2 separate regions of the Homo sapiens genome follow, and region 2 is linked to region 1. The links are chromatin contacts, found by Hi-C or POLR2A ChIA-PET in ENCODE. All regions are on one chromosome and are shown on one strand. The core of a region is the stretch at or near the end of the contact, and the rest is flanking DNA. Distances in the headings are between cores, read along the strand shown.

The links. Hi-C counts contacts between places; a loop is a spot of excess contacts on that map. ChIA-PET counts read pairs that join two places held with the same protein, here RNA polymerase II (POLR2A). Pooled maps may share reads with other maps.
Region 2: a map of endothelial cell of umbilical vein shows a loop between it and region 1 (2.1-fold over the local background). The contact joins the promoter of SLC7A11-AS1 here to the enhancer-like site in region 1. A Hi-C loop is called at or near these places in 5 of 168 maps with a recorded cell type or tissue (Caco-2, adrenal gland, endothelial cell of umbilical vein and 2 more) and 3 of 50 pooled maps. POLR2A ChIA-PET finds 5 or more read pairs at or near these places in 2 of 52 experiments (AG04450 and MCF 10A).

The regions. Positions count from the first base shown.
Region 1 is chr4:138,052,505-138,059,578 of GRCh38, forward strand. All of the region lies in intron 7 of LINC00616 (long intergenic non-protein coding RNA 616), which reads right to left. Among named protein-coding and RNA genes, the nearest start is that of SLC7A11-AS1, 33 kb to the right of the region's middle. Within about 2 kb of position 1,252, at least 5 of the 41 ENCODE cell types and tissues checked have a DNase peak (open chromatin) inside an H3K27ac peak, as active enhancers do; they include endothelial cell of umbilical vein, where a contact is called at or near this core.
Region 2 is chr4:138,085,810-138,092,335 of GRCh38, forward strand. It overlaps SLC7A11-AS1 (SLC7A11 antisense RNA 1), which reads left to right and starts at 3,205. Exons shown (of 7, transcript NR_038380.1): 1 at 3,205-3,497; 2 at 5,025-5,171. LINC00616 (long intergenic non-protein coding RNA 616) reads right to left here. Exons shown (of 11, transcript NR_037866.1): 7 at 5,134-5,230.

The DNA of each region.
Region 1 (7,074 bases), core at 2-2,501:
ACCCACATCCTGCTGATTGGTCCATTTTACAGAAAGCTGATTGGTCCATTTTACAGAGAACTGATTGGTCCATTTTGACAGGGTGCTGATTGGTGCATTTACAATCCCTGAACTAGACACAAAAGTTCTCCAAGTCCCCACTAGATTAGCTAGATACAGTGTGTGGGACATAAAGGTTCTCCAAGTCCCCACCAGAGTAGCTAGATAGAGAGTGTCGATTGGTGCATTCACAAACCCTGAGCTAGACACAGGGTGCCAATTGGTGTGTTTACAAACCTTGAGCTAGATACAGAGTGCCGATTGGTGTATTTACAATCCCTTAGCTAGACATAAAGGTTCTCCAAGTCCCCACCAGACTCAGAAGCCCAGCTGGCTTCACCCAGTGGATCCCGCAGGGGGCTGCAGGTGGAGCTGCCTGCCAGTCCCTTGCCATGTGCCTGCACTCCTCAGCCCTTGGGTGGTCGATGGCACTGGGTGCCCTGGAGCAGGGGGCGGCGCTCCTAGGGGAGGCTCGGGCTGGCAGGAGCCCACAGCGAGGGGGAGGCTCAGGCATGGCAGGCTGCAGGTCCCGAGCCGTGCCCCTCAGGGAGGCAGCTAAGGCCCGGCGAGAAGTCGAGCACAGCAGCTGCTGGCCCAGGTGCTAAGCCCCTCACTGCCCCGGGCCAGCGGGGTCGGCTCGCCCCTCCCAGTGCGGGGCCTGTCCAGCCCACGCCCACCCCTGAACTCGTGCTGGCCCGCAAGCGCCGAGCGCAGCCCCAGTTCCCGCCCACGCTTCTTCCTCCACACCTCCCCGCAAGCTGAGGGAGCCGGCTCCCGCCTTGGCCAGCCCAGAAAGGGGCTCCCACAGTGCAGCCGCGGACTGAAGGTCTCCTCAAGTGCAGCCAGAGTGGGCGCCAAGGCTGAGGAGGCTCCCAGAGCCAGCAACGGCTGTGAGGGCTGCCAGCATGCTGTCACCTCTCAATAGTACACAAGAAAATGGCATTTCAATCTTCATGAAACTATCATCATTGAAAAAAATAATTATTTCTTTAATATGTCCTTAGTTGGGGACATACAGAATTCTTGCTGCCTATACAATATTATTATAGATGGGAAATGTTTTAAAAGTAACATGTTCTAGCTGTTGCTGGCAAGGGAACATTTATGGTTAAAAACGAAATGCTGCCTTGCTCTGGAATAAGAAATCACTCTTCAGCTCAACTCTAAGCACAAAGTGACTCATCCTGCCAGAGGTGATTTACAATGACCCTCCTACTGATGCATCATCCAGAATGCTGATTGCGCAGCAGGACAAATACAGAAGCAGAGGCGAAAAGTGTTAAATTAAGGATGCCTACGTGATAAAGAGAGCTGCAGAACCTATGAGAATCACAGAAATCATCAGGATATCTAAAAAGCAAGGATAAGAGAACATAATTGAGATCAACAGCACAAATAGAAACATGCAGGCAGGAAGGCAGCACTGAGTTGCAAATGTGATAACTAGGAATTTAGAATGTTTTTGAAGTGAAGTCATGTTTCATCCTTACACAGCTTATGGAAAAAAAATGTGGAAACAAGAAAAGAAACTACAGAGCAGAGACAATGCATATGAAAGAGGAGAAGCACCCCAGAAGAGGACCCCTTTCCTTTTCTGTCCTTCACATATACAAGTCTTAGTGTAGAGGGCTTAGAAGTATGTGTTGTGCAGTGTTTGTAAAACTTTTATTTATAGAAGGTTTGAAATTATCCATTATGAGTCAGATGTGCAAATATGCAATTTTCCGTATTTCTCCCTACTGCATTCAACTTATTCTCTGAGCCTTCTTTTAAAAATGTAATGCAGGCTTCTCCAGGTAACTCAGCCACATCTGATTGGAAAAGATCTCAAGGTAATTATTTTGTTAATAGAGATACAAAACTCCGACAAGTCCTTTTTCAAACTCTGTAGCAACAATACATACACATATTTCTTATATGCTTGCCTCTTGCCTTACTCCTCCATGAGAAAGCTTTTGAGAGTAAAAAATTGCTAGCAGAGTATCACAACAGAGGTCGCGCGGGAATGTATTTTACAAGGGCTCTTCTCAGGTTCCAATGGACTGTTATTACTCTTCCCATGAGTCTTTTTGTGGCCACCTTGGTTCTTTCTGTATCTACATCTAACGTAAAGTGGTCCCATCTTGCCTTTGCACACCTACAAGCATCCTTGCTGGCACCCAAAACCCGTAGCATAGCCTTGATATCTACACATTGTATTTGCTCATCTCAACCTAGGTCTCCTATGATTTACCAACCTTCTTTGCAAATCCACATGTTCCATTAAGGCATGAAGCAATTTCTTGATTTTCTTTACACCAGGTCTTTCATAACTCTGAGATGTAGTGGAAGACACTATCTCAAGCCCTCTTTCTGCCTGAAAAATCCAAAACCTTTGGATAAAACATTTTGGGCATCCCATTTGGAGAGCATAATGAAGCTTTGCCTCCCGGAAGGGAACAGAGAACATGCCTCTTCTCCCTGAAATTACCAAAGATGTGGGAGTGAGCTTCTCACTGAAGCCTCAAAGTGTTTCTTTCTTTCTTGTTCCAATGCTTTCCTCTAGCTGAGGAAAGCTTTTATCTAATCCCTGTTTGGCAGGAAATTGTCCCGAAGCTATCCTTCCTATTTTATAGTTTATAGTAAAAATGTCATGTTCAATTCTCTATACTTTTGTTCTTGATGTTTAAAGGGAAAAATCTGGAATTTAGAAAACTGTTTTCAAGTGTTTGTCGTTTGCTACTGAAAGCCCATATTTTAGTAATATAATCTCAGAAATGGACTTCAAGAGCCTATTTTAAAGGGTGAGGGGTTGACTTTGACTCTTTTGTTCTCTTTGCATTTCAGCTATAACAATCCTAATATGGTAATGTGCTGCTTGGAAATAATCTGCAACTGATGTAGACATCTTGCTAAGTAGTTGTATGTATTATTCATTTTATACTCACAACATTGAACAAATGAGGATACTGAGGTACAGAGAGATTAATTAGCTCATGCAGGACCACACAGTTAGTGATGAAACCAGGCAATGAAGCCAGGCAGCTTGCATCCAGAGCCTACACTCTGCTATGCTACACCACTTAGGGCAATCTGCGCTGATCCAGAAGGGGAGGAGTCACATATAAAGAAGCGAAAAACAGAAATTCCATTTGAAAATATCTAATTATGTATGTGTATATATATTTATTAGTGCCTAATTTAATGTGTAGTAATATATACAGTTCCAATTCTGATCACAATCTCAATCTTTCACAACAAATCTTTTAGTCATACTTGGAAAATTCTGGATTAAAGACCTTTCTGATACCATCATCTATTATTTCTGGGTGTGGGGAACTTAGCTACGAGAGTGCACAGAAATGCACAAAACTAGGGAGGCACATTCTCTTCCATAATGCTGTGTCCACCCAGTATATTTCTCTCTCGGTGTATTCCATCTTTCACTGGAGCTAATAGTCATAGAAGTTAAGCTTTTCTCCTATGCCTAAAATTGTGTTTTTATTTTCATGTGGATGGTTTCTCTTTGTAATTATGTGAACAACTCATAAGCATGCTTAATGAATCACATCTTGATTCCTTGCAACTCATTGGAGAAATATGTTATCATACTTCAAACATAATCAGGAAATGTCATACCTATTAATGGGTTCATTGTGACAAGTCATGAAAATATTACAATGTGTAACTTGGAATCCAGTAAACAATATTAGAAGAGATTTTCTAAAGTATAATTACAATTTTTTCTCTATATGTGCCGAAAAAAGCGTTGTCAGGAGAAAGAAAGTGTACTGGCTTATCACGTGATTCTTATCTTGATTTAAGTCATGTTATTACTTATACACTATCCATTAATTCCGAAGAAGACCTAGTGTACTTTAATATATCAAACTATGAAATACAAATTTATATTTCTTTCTTGATTTATATTCTTATTTTGATTTAAGATATATTTTATCATGCAACTTTTTTGCATTTTATATCATGTATGAAATCAATGAAAGTATTCTACATATATGATATCAAAAATAAATAATACTAAATTATATTACATATGAGTCAGTGTGGAAACAAAGATAAAAGCAAAACTAGTTTGGTTTCTGAAGTACTGCCCTTCCATCATGTATCATTGTTTAGTTAAGGTAACAGAAACTTCAACTGGTGTTTCAATTGGAGGAAATTTAATACACGGTATAGTTACAAAAGGGTCAGAAAGCCTAGAATAGCCAAAAGAGAAAAGTAAACTTCCTTGATTGGTATCTGCAGGAAGCAACCACCATCCTAGGCTAGAGGAGCAGAAGGGGTATAGTGTCACCTATAGCCACGGTCCCTGCCCACCTGGAGCTGCTGGAGTCCCACTGCTGCTACTCCTATTTGGAACCACTGCTGAAGCTGCCTTGCAGAAAACTCTTGCAGGAACTTGCAGGAACTCCCATGTTCCTGATAGTGTGGGAAACTTGGGGCCCAAAGCTACCTGCAGATGTCACAGAACATGGATAGCTGGGACAGCTGGGACAGATAGAGGCAGGACACTGTGCTGCCAGGACTGCTGCTACTGCTGCTTTGCTATGACCCACAAAACCTGTGCTGCTGCTGGAAACATGCTGCAGGAACCAAGTGCTCCACATCACTTTTTGTGACTGCTGCTAAAGGAGTCACAGTATTAGCACCCCCACCCCCCACCACCAAAAATTTTAAAAGGGTGTGAGTGATATGGTTTGGCTGTGTCCCCACCCAAATCTCATATTGAATTGTAGTTCCCATAATTTCCACGTGTTGTGGGAGGGACCCGGTTGGAGATAATTGAATCATGAGGGCAGTTTCCCCCGTTCTGTTCTCCTGGTAGTGAATAAGTCTCACGAGATCTGATGATTTTATAAGGGGTTTCCCCTTTCACTTGGCTCTCATTCTTTCCTGCCTACCACCATGTAAGATGTCCCTTGCTCTTCCGCCATGATTGTGAGGTCTCTCCAGCCACGTGGAACTGTGAGTCCATTTAACCTCTTTTTCTTTATAAATTACCCAGTCTTGGGTATGTCTTTATCAGCAGCATAAAAAACGGATGAATGCAAAGGGATTTTAGCTTTTTCCTTCTTCCTTCCAATGACTTGCCAATGCCTCTCACTGTGAGAGTCTAACAGAAGCTAGCTGGCAAAGACATTTCTAGGCAAAACGGTTTTCAGATGTCCAGCCCTCTGTTACACACAGTAAGGTACAGAAGATCAGAAGTGGCCCTCACAAGACCCTGTCTCACTTCCTAAGTCAGCTAACTTGTAGTCTCCTTTTCCTGTCATCAGCCTTTGGTAATCTCCAGAGATTTTATTCTTTTTTTTTTTCTTTTTTCTTTTTTTTTTTTTTGACATGGAGTCTCGCTCTGTCACCAGGCTGCAGTGCAGTGGTGCGATCTCAGCTCACTGCAACCTCCACCTGCCAGGTTCAAGCAACTCTCCTGCCTCAGCCTCCTGAGTAGCTGGGACTACAGGTGCACACCACCACACCCAGCTAATTTTTGTATTTTTAGTAGAGATGGGATTTTGCTGTGTTGGCCAGGATGATCTCAGTCTATCGACCTCGTGATCCGCCTGCCTCAGCTTCCCAAAGTGCCGGGATTACAGCCAGAGATTTTTTTAAATGCTGTTTTCTGTTCTTCTTTCTCTTCTGCTCATTTTGAAACTAGAAAATATATTTCTGTTCTTTTAGTAATTAACTGTAAAATTTGAACAGACATTCTTATATAAATATTTTCCGGCAATGCCAAAATTTGTTTAATATCCCTATCCTCCCTGAATAAGGAGCAAAACATTCTCACTCTTCAGTGTACTCTCTCCTCCTCCTTCCTCATTACTGCTGTCTTGAACTTCAGTTCCACATTTTTAAACTATCTTTTTACCATGGTAAAATATACGTGAAATAAAATTTGCCATTTTAGCAATTTTTAGATACACAATTCAGTGATGTTATTGTATTCACAATGCTGTGCAATCATTACTTCTATCTATTTTCAAAACTTATTTATCACTCCAAGGAGAAACTTTACCCATTAAGAAATAACTCCCCATTATACCTATCCCCAGCCCCTGGTCACTTCTTATCTATTTTCTCTATGAATTTGACCATTTTAGATATTTCATACATGGAATCATAGAATATTTGTCCTTTTGTGTCTGGCTTATTTTGCTTAGAAAAATGTTATCAAAGTTTATCTATGTTGTAGCCTGTAGAACTTCATTGCTCTTTATGGCTAATTACATTTTATTCCACATACATGCCACATTTGATTTATCCATTCATCTGTGGATGGACATTTGGGTTGCTTGTGCCTTTGGGCTATTGTGAAGTGCTGCAATGAACACTGGTATTCATGGAGGTATAAAATAGTTCACATTTTGGTTTTGATTTGCATTTTTCTAGTAACTAATGATGTTGGGCATCTTTCATGGGATTATTGGACATTTATTTATCTTCTTTGGAGAAATGTCTATTCAACCCTGCCTGTTTTTAATTGGATTGTTTGCCTTTTTGTTGTAGAGTTGTAGGATTCTGGAATTTAAACACATATCAGATATATGATTTCTGTATTCTGGAATTTAGACACATCAGATATATGGTTTGCAAACACTTTCTTCTATTTTGTAGGTTATCTTTTCCCTTTTTTTAACTTTTATTTTAGGTTTAGGGGTACATGTACAGTTTGTTATATGGGTAAACGGGATGTCACAGGGGTTTGGTGTACAGATTATTTCATCACCCAGCTAATAAGCATTGTACTGGATAAGCAGTTTTTGATCTTCACCCTTGTCCCACCCTCAACCCTCAAGTAGGCCCCAGTGTCTGTTTTTCCCTTCTTTGTGTCCATATGTACTCAATGTTGAGTGCCCACTTATAAGTGAGAACATGTGGTATTTGGTTTTGTGCTCTTGTGTTCGTTTGCTTTGAATAATGGCCTCCAGCTCCATCCATGTTGCTGCAAAGGAAATGATCTCATTCTTTTTGCATAGTATCCTATGGGTATATGTACAACATTTTCTTGTCCAGTCTACTGTTGATGGGAATTTA
Region 2 (6,526 bases), core at 1,955-4,454, 35 kb after region 1:
GGGGAATATGGGTCAGACAGATTAATAGCTTTATCTTTGCTATTTTTTCCCATTTATAGTTGAAGAGACTATGGACATAAAACTTGGAACTTGGAGAAAGCTGTTTTTTTGCCTCTATAGTATTAAAATTGAAGTGAAACACACCCTATGTGTGAAGATTGTACATTCGTTTTCTTGCCAAGGCACAATTTCGGAGACAAATCTTTGAATTTGGAAGGCAATCTCCATAGAATCTGCCAGATATCAAAAAGCACATCATTTTCTTTACAAAGTTTCAAGTTAATCTGTTGGTGCCAGTTGGACGATGTGATTCGCTCAAAACAAGGACTAAGGAATCTAGTAGGAATTCTGAGAAAAGAGGATTTCCTGTCTTTCTATAGAAAGGGCTGTGTACACAGGTCCTGAGCTAGCTGGAATGGAAGCCAAACAAGTGTATCTCCAGCTATTATTGGGAATAGTAGAACAGAACGTTGACTGGGAACAGCCAGAGGGTTCAATTACCTATCATTCACTCTCATACTAATCAATTGGTGTTGTTCGGTTTGGTCTCAAGAAAAAGAAATTGTAAACTCCTAGAAGAATTTTAATTTATGCTCATTTTATTTTTTTAAATTGAATACTCTGCTTAGCATGGTACTGTTTATAGAATTCTCCCTGTTGAACTGTAGTTAAACTGAATTGTACACATGCTAATCCCTGAGAGAAAGATGAGGTATTTTTAATTAAAAACATCAATCATGTTAAAGACTATTAAATCTAGTAGATCACTTTACCTAATAGGCGTTTTAAATCAAACTTCTATTTTTGGAACTTTAAAAAATATTTTTCTACAGTCCCACTTCTACAAAGACATTCTTCAGTTTACACTGGAGACCAGTTTATGCAGTTTGTATTGGAGCCTAGTCAAATTCTTCCACACTCTTCCTACATTTCTTTGTATAATGACCCCCCTTTCCCCAAACTCTATTTCTGTTGTTAATTTCCTGAGGATTGTATAGAACGCTGCTTAAATGAGAAACATCAGTACTGAGGATGTAGGCAATGCCTTAATTGATCAGATAAACATGGTCCATTTAGTTTTGCTTTAACTCAAACTTCAAAGTACCAAGCTGTAGGTTTGCTACATTTTGGCAGAAGCAAAAAGCCTGAAACTCTTCAGGAGGTAAGGAAGCTATGGAAATTAGGCATCTGCCCAAAATCTAGGATAAAGAATAAACACTTAAAACTCATTTTAACATCTACTTTGAACTGAAAAGAAAAGGGCTCATGAGAACATTTGAATATAGGAAAAGGACAATTTTCAAGACTGTGAACTTGAACCCATTTGACAGCAGAGAATGTGATCTCAGGGCCATGTGATACTGGTCTGTCTTCATTAAAGTCCCATCAGCCCTACCAAGATGAAACAAACTTTCTAAATTTTCCTTTACTCTTCCAACTGCCATATGTGAGCTCTCGGTATGGACTTGCCTCGGGAGGATTTATATAGGCCTTTTGAACTTCTAACAGAGTCTCTCTTTTGAGTAACCATTTAAAAGATGATTAAATTTAATTAGACTGTATTTTTTCCTTTGACATGTGCCTTCAAAGTCCATTTTATTACATTCTTTTATCCTAGCAGCACACTAATGCTCTCGGGTGTAGGGCACCTTCAGATGCAGGAACACAGGAGGGAGATATTTATATACTCACTTAATCCCCTGGGAGTATTTTAGGAATGGCCGACATCTGACATCCATGCCTGCCCAGCAACACTGCCTGAGCTAATGTTGCTCAGGAATCAACTCAGACACATGACAATTTGGATGAGTAATCTGAGCCCTCCATACACCTGTCCTAGATAGGGGTTCAAGGTGCCCTTGGGTTGTATCATCTATTTATACCCTAATTATTTCTCTTTTGATGTTTTTCTTATTCTCTGAATTTATTGATAATAACTACACTTCGATAGTGTGTCCGGAACTGGTGGGTTCTTGGTCTCACCGGCTTCAAGAATGAAGCTGCGGACCCTCACAGTGAGTGTTAAAAGTTCCTAAGGGCGGTGTGTCCTGAGTTTGTTCCTTCTGATGTTCGGATGTGTTCGGAGTTTCTTCCTTCTGGTGGGTTCATGGGCTCGCTGGCTCAGGAGTGAAGCTGCAGACCTTTGCGGTGAGTGTCACAGCTCTTAAGGCACACTCTCGACTTGTTCGTTACTCCCCGGTGGGTTCGTGGTCTGGCTGGCTTCAGGAGTGAAGCTGCAGACCTTCACGGTGAGTATTACAGCTCATAAAGGCAGTGTAGACCCAAAGAGTGAGCAGTAGCAAGATTTATTGCAAAGAGCGAAAGAACAAAGTTTCCACAGTGTGGAAGGGGACCCTGTACAGTTGCCATTGCTGGCTGGGGCAGCCTGCTTTTATTCATCCTGCTGATTGGTCCATTTTGCAGAGAGCCAATTGGTCTGTTTTACAGAGAGCTGATTGGTCCGTTTTGACAGGGTGCTGATTGGTGCATTTATAATCCCTGAGCTAGACACAAAGGTTATCCACGTCCCCACTAGATTAGCTAGATACAGAGTGTCCACTGGTGTATTTACAAACCCTGAGCTAGACACAGAGTGCTGATTGGTGCATTTACAAACCTTGAGCTAGATACAGAGTGCCGAGTGGTGCATTCACAATCCCTTAGCTAGACATAAAAGTTCTCCAAGTCCCCACCAGATTCAGGAGCCCAGCTGGCTTCACCCAGTGGATCTCGCACCGGCCGCAGGTGGAGCTGCCTGCCAGTCCCGCGCCGTTTGCCCCCACTCCTCAGTCCTTGGGTGGTCGTTAGGACCGGGCGCCGGGAGCAGGGGGCGGCGCTCGTTGGGGAGGCTCAGGCCGCGCAGGAACCCACGGCGGGGGAGCGGGGAGAGGAGAGCAGGGAGGAGACTCAGGCATGGTGGGCTGCAGGTCCCGAGCCCTGCCCTGCAGGGAGGCAGCTAAGGCCCTGCGAGAAATAGAGCACAGCAGCTGCTGGCCCAGTTGCTAAGCCCCTCACTGCCCGGTGCTTGCGGGCTGGCCGGCCGGCTGCTCCGAGTGCGAGGCCCGCCGAGCCCACGCCCACCTAGAACTCGTGCTGGCCTGCAAGCGCCGGGCGCAGCCCCGCAAGCACCGCGCGCAGCCCGGCAAGCAACGCGCGCAGCCCCGGTTCCCGCCCGCGCGGAGCCCACGCCCACCCGGAACTCATTCTGTCTGGCAAGCGCCGCGCGCATCCTCGGTTCCCGCCGCGCCGTTGCCGCCGCTCCTCTCCCTCCTCACCTCCCCGCAAGCTGAGGGAGCCGGCTCTGGCCTTGGCCAGCCCAGAAAGGGGCTCCCACAGTGCAGCGGTGAGCTGAAGGGTTCCTCAAGCGCGGCCAGAGTGGGCGCCAAGGCCGAGGAGGCGCCCAGAGCCAGCGAGGGCTGCCAGCAAGCTGTCACCTCTCAATAGGAACTGGTACCAACCTACTTACGAAGAAGTATTTGTTTTAACCTGAACCTGGGGTAAGATTTACTCAAAGATTATTTCAGAGTCTAACCCACTCTTAAAACCATGTTTATACATTTACTAGAAATATAAGTCAGTGTCAATGGCATTACAGGGATCGATGGAAAGCAAGTACCTCAATACCTGTTCGACAATTAGGTCATGCAGAAAATCACTAGATGTACGATTCAGTAATTTTTACTTTTATTGGTAGAATTTGGAGAGAAGGAGAAGAAATATGACAAAGAGTAGCAGACATTTAAAGAAAAGGTAAAAGTCAACATTTGCAACCGGGTACTAAAGACTCATTCCTGTTAAAGGAGAGCAGATGTAACTGCTCAACTGCTTCACAATGCCTTTGGTGATAGCTCTTGCTGGGACATGTGGATGAATGCAGTTTTCTCTCTTCACAATTGCGTTGTTGCTTTAGCCAGAACGCTGTGGCATTTTACCAGCCTTTCCCTTCTTGGTCACATTTTTTACAAATATAAAGAAGAAAGAAAATGAACACATTGCAAGTAATTTCTTCTTCATTTTGGTGTGCTATTGAACAACACCGGTGTGCCCCTGTGGTCCTGGCTGCCTGCTTGCTGCTAACTTCCCCGGGCCTCTAAGGCTTGGGCATAGGGAGGCAGAAGATTGTTTGCGGTTTTTCGCTTTTTGCTTTTTCATTGGCGTGACAGTGCCCAGCAGTCTAGTCTATTCTTTCCTTTTTCATTTTTTCACTGGTGTGAAGGAGCACAGTCACTTAGCGAAAGAACGACCTGCGGCTAAAGGGAGCGAAGAAGAAAGGAGCAGGCCAGCCTGGCCTTTCTCTGTGGCCTGAAACTGCCTAAAGTTAATTGCTCACATAAGAAGAATAACTCGTGGTGCTGTAATTGAATTTTTATGGAAATAAACAGGTGGCAGATTTACTATAGCTGGGGGATAGTAGGGGGCGAAATGCTGTAGCCACATTAACCTGTTTAATTTAATAGCTTCGGTACTCATAGGGGGGAAAGAAAAAAGCAGTGTTGCTCTTTGAGTCAGTTGGATGCCAAATGTAAATAACTACAGTTACCCTAGCATGCCCAAGTGGTTGAGCAAAAAAGGGCTTTGTGCCAGCTTCAACTTGGTTTTCATGTTTATTAATTAAGCTCCTGGAAGTTTCAAAAACAGAAGTTTTAACTCACAAAGAACTGGGAAAAAAAGGAAGAGGAAAGAATTTGGCAAAGGGAAAATAGACCGATAGACAGACAGACGGACGGACGGACGCACGCACGCACGCTCGCTCTTCTTCCATTAATGGCACAGCACCAGTCTGTGATAGATATTAGGAGCACTCTATACTGGACACAGGAAGGAAAAACTAAAGGCTAGCTTTGCACGATGCTGCCCCCCAGTGGTAAGATTTTGGAAATGCATTTTTATATTAAGTAGAAGAATCAGTAACTGGTGAGATATGCAGAGAACACCATTAGCTTCTTGACGTAGCTGACGTTTACTTTTAAGCCAAATACCAGGAATAAAAGTTTGTGTTGAAATTTTTGTCTATTTGACTGCAGGGAAAAACAACATGAACTGTTCGTCTATCTATATCGTCATTATTTTTTACCTCATGGATTGAAACAAATTTTAAAGGAAAAAAGAATGTTAAGAAAGAGCAGCACTTACTATCAGGGAGGCACCTCACGAGCATTGTAAACACTCAGGTGAGTAAAACACGTGCATCCTCTGCCAGCTTTCCCAGGCTTGAGTGGTGGGCAGATTCCTAGATGAAGAATTTAAGATAAAATAGAGTTTGCTAAGTATTAAAAAGCACACAAAGAAAAATTAGTGTGAGCGTGAAGTAGAGTATCCAAAATTCATTTTATCAATAAGAAACACTTTACACACTATTTGAATTACCTCATCAAATACCTAATACCCAAGATTATCAGAACCAGAGAAATCCAGCCAAACATTGCAATGGAGCTAAAGAGTAAAAACAAACCCAAGACTAAGCTGGCAAGAAGTCAGAGAGCCTGAAGGGTGCTCTTTCCTCTTACCAGTTTTGTTTTTGGTCCCATAAACCTTTAGTAAGTCCTTGCTGAGTGCATCACACTTTACTGACTGCACTTTAGGGTGTCAACTGAAGAGTGATTAACTTCATAAATCTGAAAGGAGAGCTTAAAGGTTCTTCTCATGAAGGGTTGGAGCCTGCCGGCGACCATTCTGACAGACTGAGAAGTGTAGCCTCTGGCTAGAAGCTGGAAACAGGCATGTAGAGGGTAGGATAGGAAAAATAAGATGGATTTATGGCTAACAGGGTGGCTAAGTATACATATTCAGCAGGTCATAGAAGGAGATATAAATATTCACAAAGGGGAGGCACAGCATGTGTAACATGCATCCCATGTTCACTCTGGGATGAAGACTTAACATTTAAATGTGTTACAATTAGACCTTATACATCAAAAGGTGAACCAGAGGACACAAAGAACCTCTATGTGGCAGCCTACAAAGACGGGCCCCAGGAGCACTTCATGGTCAATGGTCTCTTATCAGGAAGGAATGCTGGTCAGTTGCTGTGTCGAAACTGTGAAAAGGGCCAGGTGCAGTGGCTTACGCCTGTAATCCCAGCACTTTGGGAGGCCGAGGCAGGTGGATCACCTGAGGTCAGGAGTTTGAGACCAGCCTGACCAACATGGCAAAACCCCGTCTCTACTAAAAATAAAAAATTAGCCAGGTGTGGTAGCAGCCACCTGTAATACCAGCTACTCGGGAGGCTGAGGCAGAAGAATCACTTGAACCTGGGAGGTGGAGGTTGCAGTGAGCCGAGATCGTGTCATTGCTCTCCAGCCTGGTCAACAAGAGTGAAACTCCATCTCAAAAAATGAAAATAAAAAATAAATTAAAAAAAAAAACTGAAAGGGAGGGGCAGCATCAGGCAGTTGGTTCCTATAGGTGGCAGAAGGAATCTTTCAAAAGGGCTGGTTACTGTTAAACACCTAGGGAAGAGAACCTAGTGGCGGTTAGCAAGGGAGGAGGTATACGAGGCACATCTGACCTCCCATCGTGTCATGGC